Linked DNA regions of Mus musculus: region 2 is linked to region 1. Evidence: chromatin loops called from intact Hi-C (ENCODE). Cell type or tissue: heart. All regions are shown on one strand. Links, peaks and the distances in the headings refer to the core of each region. The heading gives the core; the rest is flanking DNA.

The links. A loop is a pair of places that touch in the nucleus more often than their neighbours do. Peaks named below come from ENCODE experiments on the same cell type or tissue, not always from the same donor. Only the 100,000 strongest peaks of a DNase experiment are listed, where the experiment ranks them.
Region 2: it touches region 1 in a loop (3-fold over the local background); 3 of 42 quality-filtered maps call a loop at or near these places.

What each region holds. Positions count from the first base shown.
Region 1 is chr4:142,204,752-142,215,860 of GRCm38, reverse strand. It overlaps Kazn (kazrin, periplakin interacting protein), which reads left to right and starts at 403. Exons shown (of 18, transcript NM_144531.3): 1 at 403-414; 2 at 603-604; 3 at 607-608; 4 at 611-620; 5 at 5,651-5,846. The coding sequence starts at 403. In heart, for the core only: a CTCF peak has its summit at 5,494; DNase peaks (open chromatin) are centred at 3,340 and 5,850; H3K27ac peaks cover 1,239 bases.
Region 2 is chr4:142,147,660-142,158,768 of GRCm38, reverse strand. Kazn (kazrin, periplakin interacting protein) reads left to right here. Exons shown (of 18, transcript NM_144531.3): 7 at 4,169-4,339; 8 at 7,734-7,923. Among named protein-coding and RNA genes, the nearest start is that of Gm35581, 26 kb to the right of the region's middle. In heart, for the core only: a CTCF peak has its summit at 5,079 (motif pointing left); DNase peaks (open chromatin) are centred at 2,078, 5,088 and 5,618; H3K27ac peaks cover 1,640 bases.

The DNA of each region.
Region 1 (11,109 bases), core at 2,732-7,731:
CACCAGGAGAGCAGAAAGGATGGCAGCTGTAGTCTCTACAAGGCTAGACGGGACAGTAGTGATCGTTCCTCTGTAACTCCTCTCTGTGCCTGGGGCCTCTCTCATGTCCACGTGTATATATGCCTCAAGTGACCCTCCTGGGAATATAGGTCCTCTTTTGTCCACAGTCCAAAAGCAGAAGCCAGTTTACAGAGCCACCGAGGTATCCTTATGAAGAAGCCAGCTGGACAGCACAGGTTACCTCGGGCTGAATGGCTCCCTCCCTAAATTTACTTTGCTGGAGAAGGGCAGAGTCCGAGCTCAGGAGCAGGTATATGCCTGGCTGGTGACCCAGGTGTACTTCCATAGTAGGTAGCTGGCGACAGTCCCTGGGCCCAACTTCCTCACACAGGTCCCTCTGCTCCGAACTCACAGGTTCTGCTCTCTCCCTTGACAGGGTCTTCTGACTACAGGGCCTTGACTGCTCCCTTAGCTGGCCCTGTAGTCAGAGAGGCTGTGGCTCAGGTTCCTTAGGTGTTGAGACCAGAGCCTTCTCTGAGAAGACAGAGTACACATTCTCTATCATAATATTGAGCTAGGCATGGTGGCAAACTTAATTCCAGCACCACCAGAGTCTGGTGGATAGATCTCTGTGAGTTCAAGGCCAGTCTAGTTCCAGGATAGCCAGAGCTATGTAAAAAAAAAAAAAAAAAGACCCTGTCTCAAAACAAAACAAACTGCTGGTGATAAACCGCCCTTGACCCCATTTAGAACTTTCCAAAATATTTCTATCCAGTCTGTGGCAGTGTGTGTCCTGTGATCGCTATGAATGCAGCCCTACGTGATGTGGTGAACTTAATTAAAACTATGAAAAATAAATATATAAATTATTATCATTGTGGTTATTGTTATTATTACTTTTACTATGGCTATTGGCTCCATTGTACTTCCCAGGGCCTGGACTTTGTAGGTAGCAACATTGTGTCACAGTGTCAAAAGGCAGGGCAGAGCCTGAGAGACAGTTGCTTTGTTTAATGTTTGCTGAAGGCCGGGAAACCAGTCTTGGCTCCATTTTCCCCATTCAAATCAGATGCCAGGGGTCCACATCAGGAAGTAGAAGAGCCAAGACTGAGCTCCGCTAACTGCCTTGAGCCGCCTGGCCTGCCTCTGTCTGAAACACCCAGCACCGTGGACACACGCCTGCCAGGGCCCTGCCTGGAGCTGGCACCATGGCACATGTGACAAGATCCTATCTCAGTCTCTGAGGAACAGCACATTCTTCTCAGGAGCTGCAGAGACCGTGAACTTGGGGCAGGGGCTGGGACCCACCATGGGGAGCAAGAACAAGCAAGCTCCTGAAGGAGTTGGAGGGTTGTGAGGATGAAGAGAGCACATGACTCCATTGTCACATCAGGACTGATACTGACCTGGGCTCTGCTGCTAAAGTCACCCACAGGCAGTGTTCCTCTCCAGAGCCTTCTTATTTTGGTTAGCAATGGACAGTAGGTGGTCTGACCACTGTGGAGGTCCCCAGAGTTCCTGCCCAGGACTCTGTAGCTCTCTTAGCATGCCTGGGATGTTTATATAAGGAAAGCAGCAACCATTACTGTTCCCAGAGTATGTCTCAGAACTTGGAACTAGACTGCATGCTAGAAGCTGGAACAGGGTGCTGATGTTGTACCACCCAGGCCCAAAGCCTGGCCCCGTTCTTGACTCTCTGTGAGCTTGGCCCTGTCATTCAACTCCCCATCTACCTCCAACCCCCGATCTGTGAAGCTGACGTGATAGTGATAGTTGCTATTTCATGGCTTATTGTGAGGACTGAGCTAATGGAGACATTGATTGCCTCCATATTACTAGGTGGCTGTTGCAGCTCCTGCCATTAAATCTACGCTCTGAAGATAAAATATGGAGAAAAGATTCAGTTTTTCTTGTCTTTAAGTGGCATTCCTTCTTAAAAACATTTTTTTTTCCTATACGCTACTGACAAGAACTGGTCACAGAAGCAACCTTAGTTGCATCAGGAACTGGGAGATAATATTTCCTTAAAAGCAGAATTCTTGCAGACTAAAGGGGGCGGGCTATGGAGTGGCAAGTCTCAGCTCCCATGGTCACCGATTATGGACCTGCCCTTTGAAGAGAGTTCGCTGCACCCCCTCTTCCTCAGGGAAGGGGCACCTGGGGCCTCTTGGGTTGGCAAGTTAGCTCCATGGGTAGCGATCAGCTCCCGGAGGCAAGAGTCTCCCGGCAACTGTTGCCTGAGTGTGGCTTCTGTTGGTCTCTCTGTGCTCCCGACTGCTCCCTGCGTAGCGGTCGGAGGATTATGCTTTCCCCATGCAGAGGGGTACGGTTCATGGCATTATTGCTTTTCTGTGCTTGGACGAGGGCAGAGCAGTCCTGGGAGATTCCTTTGAGCAGGGCACGAGTGTGTGGCTCAGCAGCTGCACCTTCTTCCGGTCATCCCAATGCCTGTCTGTGCTGGCTGGAATGCAGCGACCATAGTCTGTACTGAGCACTGTCCTGTGCCTTAGTCTCCTGCACCTGAGGACAAGCGTGGCCTGCACAGCTGAGAAACTTGGCTCACTTCTTAATTAATTCGAACCCAGTAAGCTGCCAGTTGTGGCTAGCAACCGTTGAGCTGTGAAGCTACACACCGGCATCCAGAGTCTCTGTTCCCATATATTAGCAGTAACATTCATCTAGATTTACAAGGAGCACTACTCCCCTCTAAGCACCCCTAAAAAGGCCCAGAGATGGATAGCGTCTTGTCCAAGGACACACCGCAAGGTACCAAACCCTCTCAGGCAGAAAGCCAAGCACACCTTCCAGGTCCTTCATTGTCCATGGTTTCTGATCCGAGTGTTCAGTCCCCTCTGCGTAGAAGGCAAGGTGAGCTGTGCGTATTGGTGGTGCTCTGTGAGCAGGGTGCCAGGCACATTAAAGTGACTTGGAGTAAGGCTGGGATTGGAACTCAGGGCCTTAAGCATGCTGGGCAGTTTCTATCCCTGAGCCACAACCCAGCCTCCATTTAAATTTCCTTCACCCCATTCACAGATAAGACAACTGAGGCCTGTAGACACAGTCCCTTCCCTGTGCAGTGATCCCAGAACCGCCACGTGACAGGTTGGCTCTGATCATGGAAGGTGCGGGGCAGAGTCTGCAAGTTGTACAGCCTGCCCGGCCAGTGTGGGTGCTTAGTAAGCTCGCAGGAGCCTCTTATTTTCCCTCGGTTGTTTTTCCAGCCTGGTTTTCTGAGACTGGGCCCTTTCTAGGTGTGCCAGGTTCCCATTGGCTGCTTCAGAGCTGGGGCTGCTGGGCTGGAGGGTGAGGCCCTTGTGCCAGCTACACCTGTTCCAATGCGTGTGCTGCCAAGGCCACCCCTATCTCTGCTCTTGGCCGAGCTCAAGTTTAGCAACTGCTGTTCTTTCTCCATCTTCACCCATTCCCTCGGGGTGTTCTAGCAGTGTCAGCCCCCGGGGTCACACTGCTTCCTGCGCCTGTGGCCTTGGGAGGGGAGAAGCCCACAGGGAAGAAACAGACAGCCTAGTCAAATTAGAACACAGGACAGTACAAATGAACGCCAAGCTTAAGTGTGTTCTACATGCTACATGGAATATACTTACCCTAGGACTGACCCACCTCTTCCCTGAGGTCTGGACACTGTGTGTCTGGGGTGTTAGCTCCTGTTTTACTTTGGTGTTGTTTTTGGTTTGGGTTTTTTTTTTTTTTTTTTCAAAACAGGGTTTCTCTGTGTAGCCTTGGTTGTCCTGGAACTCGCTCTGTAGACCTGGCTGGCCTCAAACTCAGAGATCTGCCAGTCTTTGCTTCCTGAGTGCTGGGATTAAAGGTGTGAGCCACCACTGCCTTAAAGTGTTGTACTTTCTTAATCTGGCAGCCCTGACTGGTTGGGAAATCCCTGTGGTTTGTAATAAGCAAGACTTCAAGAAAGAACATAGGATTTATAGAATTGACAAGGGACTGACAGGGTCTCTTGAGACCAGGTTGCCTGCATGGACAGAAAATAAGGGACCTTAATGGCTTACTCAGATTGGCTTGAAGACACATAGAAGCCATTCATTCATACACACACACACACACACACACATGTTTATATATATGCATATACATACATACATACATACACACACACACACACACATATATATGTCAATGTCTTTGTGCTAGCAGTCACTCACGCTTGATTCTGACATAAGTCTTGAGTGTCATTAAAGATGGTGAGCCAGAGCAGGGGACACAGGTGGCTGTGGCTCAAGCCTTGTGGGATCTGACCTCCTGCCTGGAGATGTGTGCCTGGAGTGAGGGCTGGGCCAGACCACAGCAAACTTACTCTGCAGCTTTTCGGAGAGACCAGGGTAGTCAGCAGCCTGTCCTGGAGTCCAGAAGTGTGAGAAAGGACAGGCGAACACACACGCACATGTACACACACATACACACACACACACACGCACACATATACACACACACAGCACTGGGATCCAGCACTGGGATCTCTGGGAGAAGATGCATCTAAAGAGGCGAGGTGGAGCACAGATGTGCGCCATGTGTCACATGAAGGAGGTGGGAAGTCGGAAAGGACCTGGTGGCTGCAGTAGAGGGTGGCTGGGACAGGAGGGGACAGTGCTGGAGCTGCCTTCAGCAGAGGCTCTGCGGCTGCCTCCGGAGCTGTTACTGTGTTCTTTTACTCCATTCTTTTCCAGCGACTCAGATGAGGACTCACGAGAGTAGGAAAGAGTAAGAGAGTCTTACTCTGTAGCCCAGGCTGGCCTAGAACTCATTATTAGCCCAGGCTAGTGGAACCTGCAGCAGTCCTCCTGTCTTTGCTTCTTAGGCTGGTGTTATAAACAAGTGTGCCACTATACCTGGTAACATCATTCTTGATATAACTTTGTATTAGTGGTCATTAGGAAGACCCATAGAATCTGCCACCTGTATGTACCCCCTTCTGTGCCACCCGTGACAGTTTGGGGTTTATTGGTGCTTAACAGGATACACAGGGTCCACAGGCCTACAGTGGCAAATGCTACGCCCATGAGCTCTCATCTTTAAAGGCTTATTATTATTACCCAGGTACCTCCTCAAAACACAGACGTCTCTCGGAATGCACACAAAAGATTGGATGTAGCTGCCTTCATATCCTGCACCCATGGTACCCCCATTTTTGGGACTATACCTGTCAATGCTGTGTTCTCTGTGGAGTGCAGAACCCCCCCCCCCCCCCAGGAGGCATGCGCTCTGCAGGATGTAACTGTACCTTTCCGCACCAATTCCACTGTGTGACACTGTGCTCAAATTCTGACTAACTGCCAGAGTCAGCGTGGCATAGCATAGCCTGGCTTTTCCGCGTTCTTTAACCTCTCTGAGCCTCAGGTGCCTGGTGTATGAAGGGAGGATTCTGTAGGTACCAGGCTCAGGTCTGGAACAGTCTATGAGTGATCACACACAAAGCTTCCCTGGGCATGGAGTGACTCGTGGTCAGAATGAGTCTGTGGCCACTGGGAGGAGCAACCATTGGATGCTCGGGAGTGTGGGTTGTATGTGTGTGAACTGGACGGAGCCTGGGCCCAGTTAGGAAAAGGTCCTGTGTGCTCAGCTTATAGGAGAAACCTGAGCTCTCCCAGGCCCCCCACCTCTGACCGGCTGCTTTTGTTCCCTAGTGCTCCTGCGGGAGGAAGTGGTCCAGCTTCAAGAGGAAGTGCACCTTCTCCGGCAGATGAAGGAAATGCTGGCGAAGGACCTGGAGGAGTCACAGGGCGGCAAGTGCTCTGAGGTCCTCTCAGCCACTGAGCTCCGGGTGCAGCTGGTACAGAAGGAGCAGGAACTGGCCAGAGCCAAAGAAGCCTTGCAAGGTGAGTGACGGGTGACAGAGCACAGGCTTGTTGGCAGGCCTGCCCGGGCCTTCCCAGCCATTCTGAGCTTCCTGGAGTTGGCTCCTACAGCATTCTGTCCCAGGGTGTCAGTCGTACTTGCAGGGTTTCATTAGTATATATTTTACATAATAATGGTTTGTTATGACGTTTTCATAGGTGTATTTTAGTCATAGTCATCCCTAACGCCCTCTCTTGTCCCTCCCACTCCTGCCGAGCCCTTCCTCCCAGTTAGTCTCCCTTCCTCGTCCCTCCCCATCCCCACCCCCGAGTCTCATTAGGGCCGCATATAGGAGTTTGCATGAGGGGTTTTTTGGGCACCTTGCCAGCAGCTTCACCACTAAAGCAAATGTCTCCTCTTCCATCAGCAACTATTAACTGTCCATAGAGTCTCAGAGAGGGGTGTGTGGGTGGGGCCTTGGGAGCCATCTTTGATGGACCAGGACAGTGGCTAACTATTGAGTCTATCCTACATTCCTGGGAGCCTTCGGGACTTTCCTGCTTGGGACTGAGTTTGTGCTGGGCTCTGCTGAAGAAACGCAACCCCATTCCCGATAGATCACTCGAAACAGAGATGTCACCTATCCCCATACATCACAACATACCACTCCTGTTTCCCTTTATGGGCTCTGAGAAGGGCCTGGGTTTATTCTCACTTCTCAGACAAGTGCAGCTTCCCTGTAAAGTGCAGCCCTGGACCTGGGGAGACATTGGACCTGTGCTAGTTTGCAGGAAGTTTCCATAGCTCCTTGGTTACCAGCTGCCTAAACATCACAGACCAATGGGTCTCCAGGGCAGCCCGGCTTCCCTGAAAGAGCCCTCAGCCCCCTTTCTCCTGCAAGGCTTCTTGCCCGTGCTCTGGGCTTCAGGAAAGCTTCCAGGAGGTTCTCTGAGAAAGGTAGAAAGCCATCTACGATGCAGCTACCTTGGCACTTTGAGGAGTTGGCCCCACAGTGTCTCCAGAGAACAGCTTTGGGGGGGTGCACGCACGCTGCCTACTCTTTCAAAGTGACATTGTGATAGACGCCATCTGCAGAGTTCACACTTGAGATCTGGGCAGTCCAGTTATAAAACGTAAAGAATTGCAAACAAACAAATAAACAAACAAAAAGCCCATGTTTTAAGTCAGTTTATGGTTTGCGTGCTGTACCTGAGGACTGGAGGTTGAACGTAGAGTCTATCGTACGTTCCTGGGACAGGAACAAAAGCTAGACAGGTAGAAAAGCTTTGTCCCTGAAGCCAGAACTGGCCTGATACTTAGACCACCACGACACACAGAGCAGGAAAGGTTTCTCAGGTGTGGGAGGGGGGAGCGTTTGAGCCTCCTGGTCCACGAGACACTATGCAAGGGGCCACAGTGGAGGATGGAAGGTTGTCCTTGCCAGGAGCCTGGTCACATATCGCGACAGGGTGAGGAGTCTGGAAGATGAACTTCCTTGCTCTCCCAGGTGCAGCTCTCACAGCGTGAAGGGAAGGGGATTTTGCTGGCTGATGAGCCGCCTGGGTCACAGCAGCGTTCCCTGACCCTAGCTTTGGTATGCATGGCTCACTAAGCAGATGACCATATGATATTTCATTGACATGCCCAGGATGCACAAGGAGTCTCTGGGAGGATAGCGTGTGTGACTCTGAAGGCCACTTCCTTGGCAGGAATCTTATTTTGTCAGTGTCTTTGTTAGGATTTCTATGGCTGTGAAGAGACACCATGACCATGGCAACTCTTATAAAGAAAAAAAAAATGTGTCTGGCTGACTGTTCAGAGGTTTTAGTCCATTATCATCATGGTAGGGAGTATGGTTGACTGCAGGCACACATGCTGTTGGAGAAGTAGCTGAGGGTTTTACATCCCGATCAGCAGGCAGCAGGAAGAGAGAAGGACCATTGAACCTGGCTTGGGTTTCTGAAACTCCAGTGTTATACTTCCTACTCCAACAAGGCCACACCTCCTAAGAGTGCCGCTCTCTATGAGCCTCTGGGGGCCATTTTCATTCTGACCACTGCACTCAGGTTATTGTGACCCTGACTACTGGTGGTGGTGGATATTGTGGCCCAGCTGGTACAAGGTAGTTGGATGCTTGGGAAGCCACTTCTCATCCAGAGGTCCATCTGACCTAGGTCACCTCCTTTTGAAACCTCAAAGCCCACTCCCAGTGACACACCTCCTAATCCTCCCTAAAGAGTTCCACCAACTTGACCAAGGTCCCAGAGCCCAGCAAGGCAGAGGCCTTTTCTGTTCCACTAACACCCCTTGTCCTTCCCTCTGCCAGTATCCACTGTGGAGTCAGCCTGGGATAAAAAATTGAGGGTACTTTAGCTCAGTCATGGGATGGCCAGCTCTGGAGTCAGATTTGAACTACAACTTGTACTCCAGCTATATCTGCTCCTTATTGTTTGAATACCACATTTCCCTTTATTGCCCAGGCTAACTACACTCACTGTGTAGCCCAGGCTGACCTTTAAGTCACTGCAATCCATCTGCCTCTGCCTCCCAAGGGCTGGGATTGCAGCTGTGAGCCACCACACCTGGCTCTAACTCTTACTAACTTTGACCTTGTCTGAAGTTCCCATCCTGCCTGAACCTGTACTCCTTTGAGGTAAGGGTAGTACCCATGTTCCTACCTTCAGGGCCAGTAGGAGTGGCTGCCTCACATAGGCTGAGAGGGTTGAGTAACATAAAAGATGAATGGGCCATTGCTTACTGTGATTTATACAGAAACCTAGTGATTGACAGATGGCAGGGGCAGGGTCCGTCTTCTCAAATCTTCTAAGAGTTGCCCCTCCCCCACCACATATGACCTCTAGGTCAGAGGGACCCCAGAGCCCATGCACTCAAAGACAAACAGTGTCCCTGAAAGGCTAGTGGCTGGATACCTCCAGCCACCCAGAGCGGTCCACCTGGGGTCCTGCAGCATCATAAAGAACTCAACTTCCTCACTGGCCATTGCACAGAGCACACAAATTACAGACAGACAGATGTGGCAGGTGGCATTTGGGCATGCAGAGGGATTTATGCACCGAAATGAGGAGAAGGAGCAGACGTGAGCAGACATGTGCCTGCAGAGCAAGCAGCAGATGGCAGGGACATGTGTTAACAGCCAGTGGGCCTGGGGGAAAGCAGTGCCCCAAAGACTTCCTCCCCAGCAGGGTCCCGCTCCACCATCTTACAGGTGAGGTGAGACCTGAAGTTTTCAGTTTGAGTGAGGATTGGGAACTCAAGTAGACACTGGCCCGAGCAGTCATTGGAATAGTGGTGCCCAGTGCTGATGTCAGATTGGGAAGAGAATCAAGTGGAGGGGGCGGGGGCGGGAGGGGGGTCTTGGAAGGCGCCTCTGCCGCCGCCATGGAGTGAGTGAGTATGGAAAATATTGCTTCAGGTTTTTGGTCTCCTTTTGAGTTTAAAAGTAGAAAGTGAATGATGAAGAAGCATTGTGGGCCCGGGTAGCCCATTGCCTCACAAAGCATAATATTGCAGGGTGTCTAAATTCACCCCTAGACACCCCCCATGACTCCCGCTGGGCTCTGTGGGAACTTGCAGGACCATCTGGTATCTGTCAATTTCCCAGGATTCCATTTTCCAACTTCCCTGTAAATTGCAGCATCAACCGTAGTGGCAGTCATGAAAATTGCTTTCTTTCATTTTTTTTTTCTTTAAAAATCTTTTAACAGTGTGTTAAACATGCCGAGCAATTTCCAACAACAATAAATACGACCCAAGGACATAATTTTTAATGACTGCATAATGTTCCACCAAATGGAGGCTCTGTTATTTATTCAGCCATTTTCCTGTCATTGAACATCTGAGGCGTTTCTACCTTCTCTCCTCTCTCCCTCTTTCGTCCACTAGAACATGACAAAGACGGCTTGAAGAAGCCGTTTGTTTTCTGCTCTTGTCATTTTCTGTTGCATTTATGATTTGGGGAGTGTGTGTGTGTGTGTGTGTGTGTGTGTGTCTGTGTGATGTTTATGTCTGTACGCCAGGGCATTTGTGTGGAAGTCAGAGGACAGCTTGTAAAAATCAGTTCTTCCCTTCCGCTGTGTGGCTCGTCAGGATTAGCAGCAGGTGACTTGACCTCTGAGCCATCTCATTGTAGAGAAAAGGTCTCATGTATTTCCCAGCAGGCCTCAAAATTGCTATGGTCTAGGGGCTGGCCTTGAACTCCTGACCCTCCTGCCTCTGCTTCCGGAGTGCTGGGATTCTAGTCTGCTCCACCTTGCTTGTATGATTGGTACTGGGGATCAAACCCAGGGCTTGGTGCACGCTAGGCATTCAGTCTACCAACAGAGCCACACTCCCAGCCCCGTATTTAAGTAATTTATTTATTTATTAAATTTATTCTATGCGTATATGTGCATGTGCACATGAGTGTGATCACCTGTGGAGGCCCCGTGAGGGTGTTGGCTACCAGGAGCTGGAGTTAGAAGCGGTTGTGAGCCGCTTGGTGTGGATGCTAGGAACTGAGCCTGGATCCCCTGCAAGAGCAGTCTGAGCGCATAACTGCTGAGCCAGCTCTCCAACTTCTGTTTGTTTCTTAAGATGCCGCTTCTCAAACTTTTCTCAAGCTCTTAGGGAACTGAAAAACCCACAAAAGCTGTTTCTGTGGCTTGAAATATCATTGCTTGTCGTTCCTTCAAGAACTTCCTGCTGGTGAGATGTCTGGATTCTCACTAATTCATTTGAAAACAACAGTGGCCAGGTGTGGTGGCACACGCCTTTAATCCCAGCACTTGGGAGGCAGAGGCAGGTGAATTTTTGAGTTCAAGGCCAGCCAGGGCTACACAGAGAAACCCTGTCTCGAAAAACAGAAAAGAAAAGAACAAAGGAAAAGAAAAGAACAGTGACCTGATACATGTTAACATCACCAGCATTGATTTTTTTTTTTTTTAAACGAGAAGTAACTATTCCTACCCCAAAGGGTTTAAGTTGAGTACAACATTGTGTCTGATGGTTTCTGTTGTTTGTTCTTTGAGACAAGGTCTCTCCTAGACCCTTGAAACTTACAATGTAGATCGGGTAGCAAACAGAGATTCCCCCTACCTCTGCATCTTTAGTGCTGGGATTAAAGGTGTGCGCTACCATATCCAGCTGTGTGTGAGTGTGTGTGTGTGTGTGTGTGTGTGTGTGTGTGTGTGTGTGTGTGTGTGTTGTTTACTGAGATACTGTGTGGCTCCGGCTGGCTTTCTCAAACTCACAGCAATCCACCTGCCTGTCTTTGCCTTCCTGGTTCTGGGATTATAGCTGGGAACT
Region 2 (11,109 bases), core at 1,980-6,979, 56 kb after region 1:
TCAGATCCTTTTTCCTCTGGGCAGACCCTTGGATCTCTCACTCACCCTAGAGCCTCAGTTTCCCCTTCTGTGGAAGGTGTAGAGCTGTTGTGAGGACCAAGATACTAGGAGTCTCATCAATAACCACATTATGGAAGTGGGCAGAGTTAGCCAGGAGCATCGAGAGACAGCAGGGCGGTCTGTCTACAGAGAGGGCTCTCCGAGGGCTTCACGGAGGAGGTGCCTCAAGACTTGGGCTCTCTGTTAGTTACTTTTCTCATGATAAAACACCTGATTACAGCAATTTCATGGGGAAGGGGTTTGTTTTGGATCAGAGTTGGAAGATATGGTCCAGTCCGTAGTGGTGGAAGAGATGGGAGGTGGTGGGCCACATCTCATCTGCAGTCAGGAAGCAGAGAGAGATGGATGCTTCACTCACGGTCTCCTTATTCAGTTTGGACCTCTAGCCCATAGGATGGCGCCACCCACATTCAGGGTGGGCCTTTCCACCTCAGTGAACCCCATCTAGAAACTCCCTCACAGAGCCCCCTAGAGACCCATTTCCTGTTGAGTTGACAGTTGAGATTCACCACCCTGGGCTCTGCGAAAGAGAAGGAGTTTCTAATTACGTGATGGATTTGGTCAGTGAGACTCTGTATGGAGTATGCAGGGTGAACTCCTGCCCCAGTTAGAGTCCATTGCTCACGAGCGACTATTGAGAAGGTGTTTCGCCCACTGTTGTGCAGGTCAGAAAAAAAATGGGTCAACGAGATAGCACAGTGAGTAAAGAAGCTTGCTGCTAAGCCTGATAACCTGAGTTTAATTCCTGGGAGTCGCATGATGGGAGGGAAGAAGTGGCTTCTATGAGTTGACCTCTGTCCTCCATATGCCATGTGGGCAGGGCTGCCATTGAGTTGTGTACATGGACCTGAAGTAGAAGTGTTCTTCCATGTGCATCTTCCCTGTGTGTCACTGGGTCTACAGTGCCTGACAATTTGAGGGAAGAAGGGTTTATTTGGGCTCATGGTTTCAGACCGTCATGGAGGGAAGTTAGTAGCCGTGTGAGTATGCAGCAGAGGTGCTCACGTGACCAACCAGGGAGCAGAGCACAAAGGCTGGAGGAAAATGTAACGGATTCAGAGAGCAATGGCTGGAGCGACAGCAGCCTTAAAAACCTCAGAGGCTTTTACCTCTAGTACTCCACCTACTTCTGCCAGCCAGGCCCCACTTCCTGAAGGCTTCACGCTCCCCAAAGAGTGCCACCAGCCAGGGCACAAGCAGGCAGAATGTAAGCCTGTGAGTGGTATTCCTGACTCAAACCTAACAGTTCAGCCTGCAGTTTTGGGGACAGGAGGGCCCAGTGGGTCTTCAGTAGCAGTGGTGGCAGACAGTGCGATGGGCCCAGTCAAGGAGGCCACCTCTGAGCTGCAGTTAGAGGCCAGTTGGCCGAGGCTAGATTGGAATTGACACTATCCTCACGTGCTCACTGCAGGTGACTCTCTGACACATCCCTGGCATGCAGAACTCTTCCTTCCTGAGGTCAAATGGCTCTAAGCAGCAGTACAGGTGTCATCTGCGTACTCTGTATGTCCCCCCCCCCCCCCCCCCGCACTGTTGCTGTGGCATGCATGCATTCAGGCAAGCCAGGGGTGTAGCGTCTGAATGGCTTGTGTCACCCAGGCCCACTTTGCAGACAGCAAGACTAAGATGCTCAAGAGGCTGGTGGCTGATCAACACCAATTAGAAAGAACTTGGGATGCCCCTTATGTGACCTGGGCAGGCGTTCTACCCACATATTTACTGACACCGTGCAGGAACCAAAACCCCAGCCCTGGTTTTATCCAGCCTCTCACGACTTGTGTCTGGTTACCAACACATCATTTGCATTTTATGTTTTAAGGAAGTGAGTAGCATTACTAGAACTCCTCGCTGGTTCCCCAGTCACTGGGCTGCAGGCTCTCAACCTGCCATGGCCCACTGGCTTTTTCTGGAACCTCCCCAGGCCTCAGCTGGAGCAGGTGGGGACAGCAGGGACTCAGAGCTGCTGGCAAAGATAAGACTTGGCCTGTCCAGAAAATTCTCAGAGTTCCGACATCGCAGAAAACTGTGCCAAAGACACATGCCCTGTCCCCTGAGTGCAGCTGGGGACTGTCCACAAACCCAGCTGGAGATGTCCTCATAGCAGGCCAGGCAGCCAGCTCCAAGCTGGATTCGAGATAATCCTGGTACTGAGTCTGAGATACTCTGTCGTCACCACCCCACCACACCCAGTCTCCTGCAGCCTCTCGTCACTGCCCATCTCAGACCCCTGACCTGGCCTGCAAGGCCATAATGATCTAGCCTTGTAGCCTTATCCTGCCCTTGTGAGTTTCAGGCACTTGTCCCTAGGCCCTATCAAATTCTGATCCCCGGGGAAGGAATTCCATAGTTCTGTCTTTGATTCCTCCATGATCAGCAGTGGGCTGAGGGTGCTTATCCTCTGGGCCTCAGTTTACCTCTCTGTAAAACAGGAATAATTGGAGTCTCCACCTCATGGGTGGGTGCGAAGTTCAAGTAAGAGTCATGCATGCAGAGCCTGCAGCACTGCCCAGGACTCTTGGTGACTGCTACTGCTGAGCCTGTTGGCCTCTGCCTGGGAACAGTGTCGTGGAGACACTGAAATACCCACAGACCTTTTTCACCTAGTGTACAGCCCAAGGCTGCTCGCAACCAGCAGAACAGGCGAAACCTCAGCGATAACAAGGATTGAAAGGGTCTTAGTGAGTCTTCCTCCTACCTCAGGGTCACCAGCCAGCTCCCAGGGCTGCCCAGCTCCTCTCCAGGTCTGTTTCTTCAGCATAGCCTCAGCAAGCACAGCATTATCTGGCTGTGTCTGCCTCTCGTTTCTGTTGGTGGGGTGAGCGTCAGGTGTGAGCAAGGACTGGCTGGAGAGAGCGCTAGGCTGTCACCCTAAGCCGGTGTTCCAGGAAGGCTTCTTGGAAGAGGAGGTATAAAGAGGGATCCTAGGGAGTGAGGAGCTTGCTGGCAAAGCCCCAGGTCACAAGGCTATCTCAAAATGCATGCAGGACAGATGGGGAAACTGAGGCCATGCTGACCTGCAGGTATTTGCAGAGCCAGGACTCTCTCTAGAACATTCGACACTGTTGTACATGCTGGAAGCCACATTCACGGAGAAAAGCTGGTACCCCTTGGCCTCCTGGCCTTGCTGGTAGAGACCTTGGATCTGGTTTAGATGTGGTGGTTTGGTGGGATGGGCTGAGTACCCCCAAGGACCATCCTCTTGAGAAGACAGCAGTTTCAATACCACCCCTGTTCAGAGGTCAGGGTCTGCCCTACACCTGGCTGGCACCACCCCTGGCAGCCATGGTTCGTACAGGAAACGGAGAGAGGCCTTGGCTGGTGGCAGGAGGAGTTTCTTCCTCATGAGACTGAGTGTCGCCTTGTAGGGTGGCAGCAGGCTCCTGTGGTAGCCCAGGCGGTCACCGCTTCAGGTGTCTTCCTGTACCTGTTTAGCTTTGACACAGTTCCTCGGGCAGGAGCTGGGCATTCGGAGTTGGCAGAGTGATTGCCTAGCGGGTGGGAGGCCCTGGGCTTTGTCCCCAGCACCACAGCAGAAACCGGGCCAGCACTTGGGAATTGCAGGCAAGAGAACCAGAAGTTTAAGATTATCCTTGGCTACATAAAGAGTTGGGGGCGAGCCTGGGCTCTGTAGGGACCCTGATTCAAAACACAAAACAGAACACCTCAAAGCAATCAACCAGATAGATAGATAGATAGATAGATAGATAGATAGATAGATACATACATACATACATACATACATACATACATACATTAATTAATTAGTTAATTAATTAATTAATTAAATGACAGAGTCTCCTTCACTCCAACCCTTTTCAGACCCTACTGTGCCTTCTCCACATGAGGTTGTTCTGTCCTTGAAAAGAATCATATATATTTCACCCTGCCCCCGTTTTCTGAATAGAGGCAAGCATTTGCCATGCTCTCTCATCGAGAAAGTGGTCTCTGGGGGTGTCCAAGGTGACCACCCCATAGCTTTCCCACCTCACACCAGGGCTTTCAGCCTTGTGTTTGGGATTCCCCATTCCCCTGCCCACCCAGATGAGCCCTTCCCCCCCACCACCACCACCACTTTACAACCCATCCCCCCCTCTCATCCCCACCACAGGAGAGTGAAGACGCAGTCAAAGCACTGGCCAAGGAGAAGGACCTGCTGGAGCGAGAGAAGTGGGAGCTTCGACGGCAGGCCAAGGAAGCCACAGACCATGCTGCGGCCCTGCGCTCCCAGCTGGACCTCAAGGACAACCGCATGAAGGAGCTGGAGGCGGAGCTCGCCATGGTGAGCCCGCACTGGGCACTGGCTGTGGAGGAGCAGCCTGGAGCACTCAGAGCCCCTGAGGGAGAAGGAGGCTAAGGGGAGAGCAGTGGGCTGTGTGACACTCCTGAGTTGGGGACCTCCTGAAGCCCAGGAGCACTGGCTTTCTGGGAGGCCTCACTTGGCCACATGTCCCTACAGACTTCGAAAATGTGGGGCAATGGGAAGGCATATTGTGGTCCAAAATAATCATATTATTTTGGTAAAATATCTAGGAATGTTAACATCTCAGAGTCCGGGGTTACAAATAACAGTATCTACCTATTTGTGTATATACACTCATGTTTCTCATGACATAGTTAGGTATAGCCAGAACACACAAAGATAGAAAGCCTTTGAAAGCCCCCCTGGACCCAGTGTGTGTCACACACACACACACACGCACGCACGCACGCACGCACGCACGCACGCACGCACGCACGCACGCGGTCTCTCTTAGTCCCCCTCCCTTGTGTGACTCTTTAGTAATGGGATATGTTCTCCAGCAGGGTGCCAGCGTTAGCTAACAGTGCACTTACAGACCTTGACCTCTGGCGCCTCCATCCCTGCATATGCCCTGTAGGGCTCTGGGGAGGGTGTAAGGGGAACAGGGAAACAGCTAGTGCTGCATTTGTGTGCTGCACTGACCTGATGGTTTGCAAACTCCTGCTTCAGCATATAGCCACCCAGAGCAGGGCAGCTGCCTTGTGCAATGCTGACCCCTAGTGGTGAAGGCTGTCAAGGCAGGAAGACATCTCAAGTGGATACTTCCTGCAGCCCTGAGAGGGATGGGTGGGAAAGACCCTGGGTGCCCACTTCACCACAGTCCCTGTGGACAGATGGAATACATCTTGGTGCTTTGAGCCCTGGCCTCAGCATCTTAGTTGTTCTCTGATGTTCCCTATATTAAGAAATAAGTCCCCTAGATTCTGCTCCCAATATACAGGTATACAGCCTGCTTTCCTCTAGCCAGAAACTAAGCTCCCCTCCTCCTCCCTGCAGCTTCGGACCCTCTGCTGCTGGGGGGCCTAGAGCTCTGTCACAGGCAACATCTTCCTAGAGGAAGAGGGAGGATGCCTTACAGGGACTCATGATGGCCCCACCTCCTTCAGGCGTCCCTCTGACTCCACATCCTCCTCATCCCCTTTACCACGTGACAGACTTCAGCACAAACAGGCTGTGCTGAGGACAGCCCCAGACCTTTCTGCTATGAGGCCCAGGCTGACCTGAGGAGCCAGCTCTGAGAGTGGAAATCGCTGAGACTGCAGGCAGCCGAGGGCAGATCTGCCTGGCAGAAGCACACAGGGATTCTGGAAGGAAGTCAGGACCCACAAGTGCAGTAGGAAGTTGGGGGCAGGGCATGTGCTCAAGGTCACACAAAGGTTCCATTACAGCAGGGGCCATGTCTGGCTTTAGCTGGGTTTGGGTCATGTGAGCCTAATCATCCCAACTTAGAAATTCCCAAGAGCCCAGTGCTCCAGGATCAGGATGCTCAAAGGAGGGTAGAGGCCAAGAAAAGAGAAGAAGGGCGAGGTCAGGGTTCAAGAGGGGCTCCCAGCATTGGCTCATACACAGTGAGAGAGATACAGTCGGAAACAGTGTCTGTTGCTGGTGGGAGATGGTCCACACAGCCCCAGTGAGCCATCTTTCTCAGAGATTTCATGGCTCACGCCTTTAATCCCGGCACTTGGGAGACAGAGGCGGGTGGATTTCTGAGTTCCAGGCCAGCCTGGTCTACAGAGTGAGTTCCAGGACAGCCAGGGCTACACAGAGAAACCCTGTCTCAGAAAAAAAATAAAATCAGGTTCTATGTGGGCAGAGTTGAGACGCTCCCATGTCTGGTGCCTAAGGGGATTTCCCACTTGTCAGATAGTCACGTCCCACTCCACACAGAGGACGTCCCACTCCACACAGAGGGCCCACCCCTCCTGACCCCGCTAGGGGTGAGGTCCTTCATCAACCAGGGGAGAAACCAGGTGGGAATGGGAGGGCATCGTGTCCAGGCCTCTTCTTGTGTTGCTTGCTTTGTGGGTTGGTCTGGGTGGGTCTCTGCTTTCTGTGTATGTGTGAGGGATGCTCAGGAAAGGGCGGCCATGATGGACCTTTCCTTTCCTCCTCCCACTCCTGCCCTGCCCTGAAAGAGCCTGGAGAGTTACCTGGACTAACTTTGAGTATGCACGAGTCTGTGTCTAATGCAAGCTCCCTTTCTTAGCCAGCAAACTTTAAGAACCTGTCTGGTAAAATCCCACTTCCCACAGTGGGAGTAAGAAGATAACTCATAGCTAAGCTGTCTCTGACCTGTGCCCTTCACAGAGGCACTCTCTCTGCCCCGAGCTGACCCACGTGTAGCACCCAGAATTGTGGCGGCTCCCCTAAAACAGGCCTGTACCTTGAAGCCCAGGCTCTACCAGCCTTGTGTTCCACCAGCTTGGCTCTTCTGAGCTAATGCTTTGTGCTCTGCTTTCTACATGGCGGCCCAGGCTTTCAGCTGCTAACAGAGGGGCCCGGATAACTAACTGTGCATCATGGTGGGGCTGCCCTGTGCATCATGGGGTGTTTGGGTGCTTTCCTGACAGCCTTGGGGCTGACTTCTCTGCCCATGACCCCCACTCTTCCCAAACTCAGGCCGAGACCTGCCTTCTCCCAGGTTTACCCAAGGACACCCCCTACACCTCTTCCTCAGGCCTATCAGACCTTGATCTGCAGGCAGCCAGGAGGAGGCTCTGATTTCACCCTGGCCAGAGCCTGCGCATAGAAGACCTCAAAGCCTGCCAACACAGTGACACACTTCACACCTCCTAATAGTGCCACTCCCTATGGCCAGGCATTCAAACACATGAGTCTACGGGGGCCATACCTTTTCAAACCACCACAATGTGTTAAAGTGGAGACAGGATCCCTGGGACTTACTAGCGCAACAGCTTTAATCTCATTGGCAAGCTTCAGAGAGAGATCCTGTTTCAAGAAACGAGGTGGGTGGCTCCTGAGGAGCAATACTGTCATCTTGATGTACAACCGTCACACAAACAAGCATGTGCATACATGGGCACACACCACACACACACACACAGAGAGAGAGAGAGAGAGAGAGAGAGAGAGAGAGAGAGAGAGAGTCCTGACGTGTCCTTGGAGAACCCAGAACCCAGAAGTGATGCCCGCACTTGGGTTCCCCCATATGTGGTCTCACCTTGCTCTTAGTGGGAACTGAAGGTGAGACCCTACTGAGCGTGGGTGAGACTTGCATCACTTTCTGGTGGCTCACTGGTGCAGAAGTAGAATTCTCGGCCTTCTTGCCATGGTGAGAAGAGGTGCCAGGCAGCTGCCCGAGAGGTCCCTCTTGGTTACATTTTCTTCTTCCTTTCTCCTGCTCTTACTCCAGGCCAAGCAGTCCTTAGCCACTCTGACCAAGGATGTCCCCAAGAGGCATTCCCTCGCCATGCCCGGTGAGACGGTGCTCAATGGCAACCAGGAATGGGTGGTGCAGGCTGACCTCCCACTGACTGCTGCCATCCGGCAAAGCCAACAGACTCTCTACCACTCACACCCTCCCCACCCTGCAGACCGGCAAGGTGAGTCCTGCCCAGCTTGGGCCAGCAATAAGGGGGAGTCACAGGAGGAGGCCACTGGATGCAGTGGGAAAGGCAGCTTCTTTGTTCATACCACGGCAGCCTGGGGCAGCACAGGACAAACTATGATGACTAGTCTAACTGAACCTACTTAGAGATGGCCTTCATGCATAGCTGAATCCAGAGACTCAACTGTGCCTAAGATGTAAACCAAATGACCCTCATTGGTCAACTTGGGCCACACGGCCATCCCTGAACTAATCACAGTGTCTAGGCGAGCCAGTGCCCTGATTGGCCAGCCTTGGTGACCCAGGCATCCTTTGGCTGGAGAGGGTACTGAGCTCCTTGGCTGACAGCTGTAGCCAGTCCATTTGTTGCCAGTCCATTTGTTACATAGAAAGAATGTAAATGCTACATGAAATGTAGCCAGTCCATTTGTTACATAGAAAGAGTGTAAATGCTACATGAAATGTAGTCAGTCCATTTGTTACATAGAAACAGTGTAAATGCTACATGCTTTGCTGCAGATACTTAGCAGGGCACCTGGCTCCATTCCCACCGACTCTGGTACACACTCCAATCCAGTCTCCTTGTCATCCCATTGTGCATCACTGATTGTACATGGTGAGCCACCTGACTCTCCTGAAGGAGGAAGGAGCCCTCTAGTGGTTCTCAACCTATGGGTCACGACCCCTTTGGCAAACCCCCCATCTCCAAAAAAATATTTGCATTTCAGTTCATACCAGTAGCCAAATTACAGTTAGGAAGTAGCAATGAAAATAATGTTATGGTTGGGGGTCAGGACAACATGAGGAACTGTGTTAAAGAGCCCCAGAGTTAGGAGGACTGAGAGCCACTGTGCTAGGGGCTGTAGTAAAACTGGCCCTCCAGGTGTCCACAGCTGGTTACACAAGGCCACGGACAGTTATGCAAGCCCTCTGCTCCCTATAGATGGTGCCTGTAGGGTAAGACAGATGAGCCTTAGAGGGAGGGGCGGTTCACACAGTTGAGGTCACATCCTGGCTCTACTGCGTATAAAGGATGTGACCTATGACCTGATACAAGGGTCATCTGTCCCTTTGGTACGAGAGATGCTGGATCCTTAATGCAGTATGTCATGTGTGTCTGTTTGCTGAGACCTCCCTCCCAGGATTGTCAGAAAGGTAAAGTGTACAGAATTCCCCAGTCAGGTTCTAGGTAAATATTAGCTGCCCCTGCCTGTCAGCACTGACAGGGGACAGACACACAGGGCTCCAGAACCTCTACTGTAAACAGATTGGAGCCCACCTGCAGTAAACACAAGCTGTTCTTTGCTGACCCTTGCGGGGATCCCTACGGGGTCCAGCCGGCCTTTGAAGCCAGGTGAGAGCTGAAGACCTTATAAAACCTAAGTCTGACGCATCCCTAGACAGGATGCTGAGACCTAGCAGTAGCTCTCGCCCGCCACCTCTTGGTCAGTCCCAAGATCCAGGTGTGCAGGTGGCTCCCCAGCCTCTGGTCCGCCTCGGCTGCAGGAAACGGAGGTGCTGTTGAAGGTGGGCAGTTTGTAATAGTTGAGGCATGATTGATAAGTGACTTCCAACTACAGCCTGAGGCTGCAAGTTCCCCATCCTTGGTGGGTCTGACACTAAATTAGGGTTAGCCCAGGCTACAGAATCCACCATCGTCTGAGCCCTTCTTCCTCTACTGTCCTTGCCGCTTGCTCCTGCAGCCACATCAGAACTTTTTATTAAACATGGCTTCTCAGAGAAACTTCCAGGTTCTCTTCTTGGCTGTCAGTCTTCACACCCCCACCACAGCCCGAACTCCTCTGTGCTTTTGTAACTAGGTATTTGCACGCACGGGGTCACCCACCTCCACCCTGTGCTGTCCATGGGAGGGTGTCTGCCACATGGCTCCTCTTCCCTTTCTACCGCACACACCACAGTAGGTGCGTGTCTCACCCGGATCCTCTGCGGAGAGGCTGTCACCAGCAGTGTTCTAGTCTACTTATGTTGCCAATGCCATGACAGAAGCAACCCTGGCATCTCGCAGTTTCATGAAGGGAAATCGGAGCAGGACCCTGGAGGCAGGGACCAGAAACAGAGATGGAGGAATCCTGCTCCCTGGCTTCCTTTGCTCTCCACAGTTGCCTCAGCTTGCTTACCTATACTGCCTGCATCCTGCCCAGGGTGGCACAACCCACATTGAGCTGGGACCTTGCACGTCAGTCCTCAATCAAGGAAATGCGCCCAACACTTCCCTACATGCTAATCTGATGGAGGCAATTTCTTGGTTAAGGGTTTCTCATCCCAGATGACTCCAGCTTGTGTCAAGTTGGCATCAAAATACCAACCAGCACAGGCACCTCCCAGGTTCAGATAATAGATAATGAGCCAATGGCTCAGCAAGGGTGAGGAGCTTGCCCAGCGCCACACAGCCTGTAAAGGAACCCATCTAGGTCGGAAGTAATTCAGAGCCACCAACCAGCTACTTCCCCACTGGGCTACGTGGTCATTGGTGGCAGGAATGCTCATATGGAATGGGTGCAGAGGTAACAGTGCTCCCTCTGTGCAATGCTGTCTGGCGCTGGAACATAGGAGAGATTTGCAGCAGGACCCAGTAGACTTCTGGGCTATGGCTTCTGGGATGGGCCTTTCACTCCAGCACTGTGTATAAAGTACCTACAGAGTGTAAGACACTGAAAGCCCAGAAGCAAACAAATGTATATAAGGACCCCCATGGTGCACTCAGTGCTGGGCAGACAATGCATGTGAACATAAAGTCTGGCAATAAGAAGGTAAGAAACTGGGTGTGGCACTGTGCACTGTGAGCCCAGCCCTAAGGAAGCTAAGACTGGAAGGTCCCCCGGGTTTGCCGGCCAGCATGTCTACCTGAATCAGTGAGTTGCTGTCTCAAACAAACAACAAGGTAGATACAGTGCTGGAGAGCCTGGTTTCCATTCTCAACACCCACATGGAGGCTCACAACCTGTGACTCCAGTTCCAGAGGATCTGATACCCTCTTCTGGCCTCCGCCGGAACTTCACACATGCGGTGCACATACACATAAATAGAAGTTCATTTTAAAAGGTGGAGAGTGATTGGAGAAAATACCTGTCGACCTTTGACCTCCACATGTGTGTAGCGGCGTCACAGCGAGCGGGAGGCTGAGCCCTGGCTGATGAGGTGTTAAAGCTTGCCTCCAGGC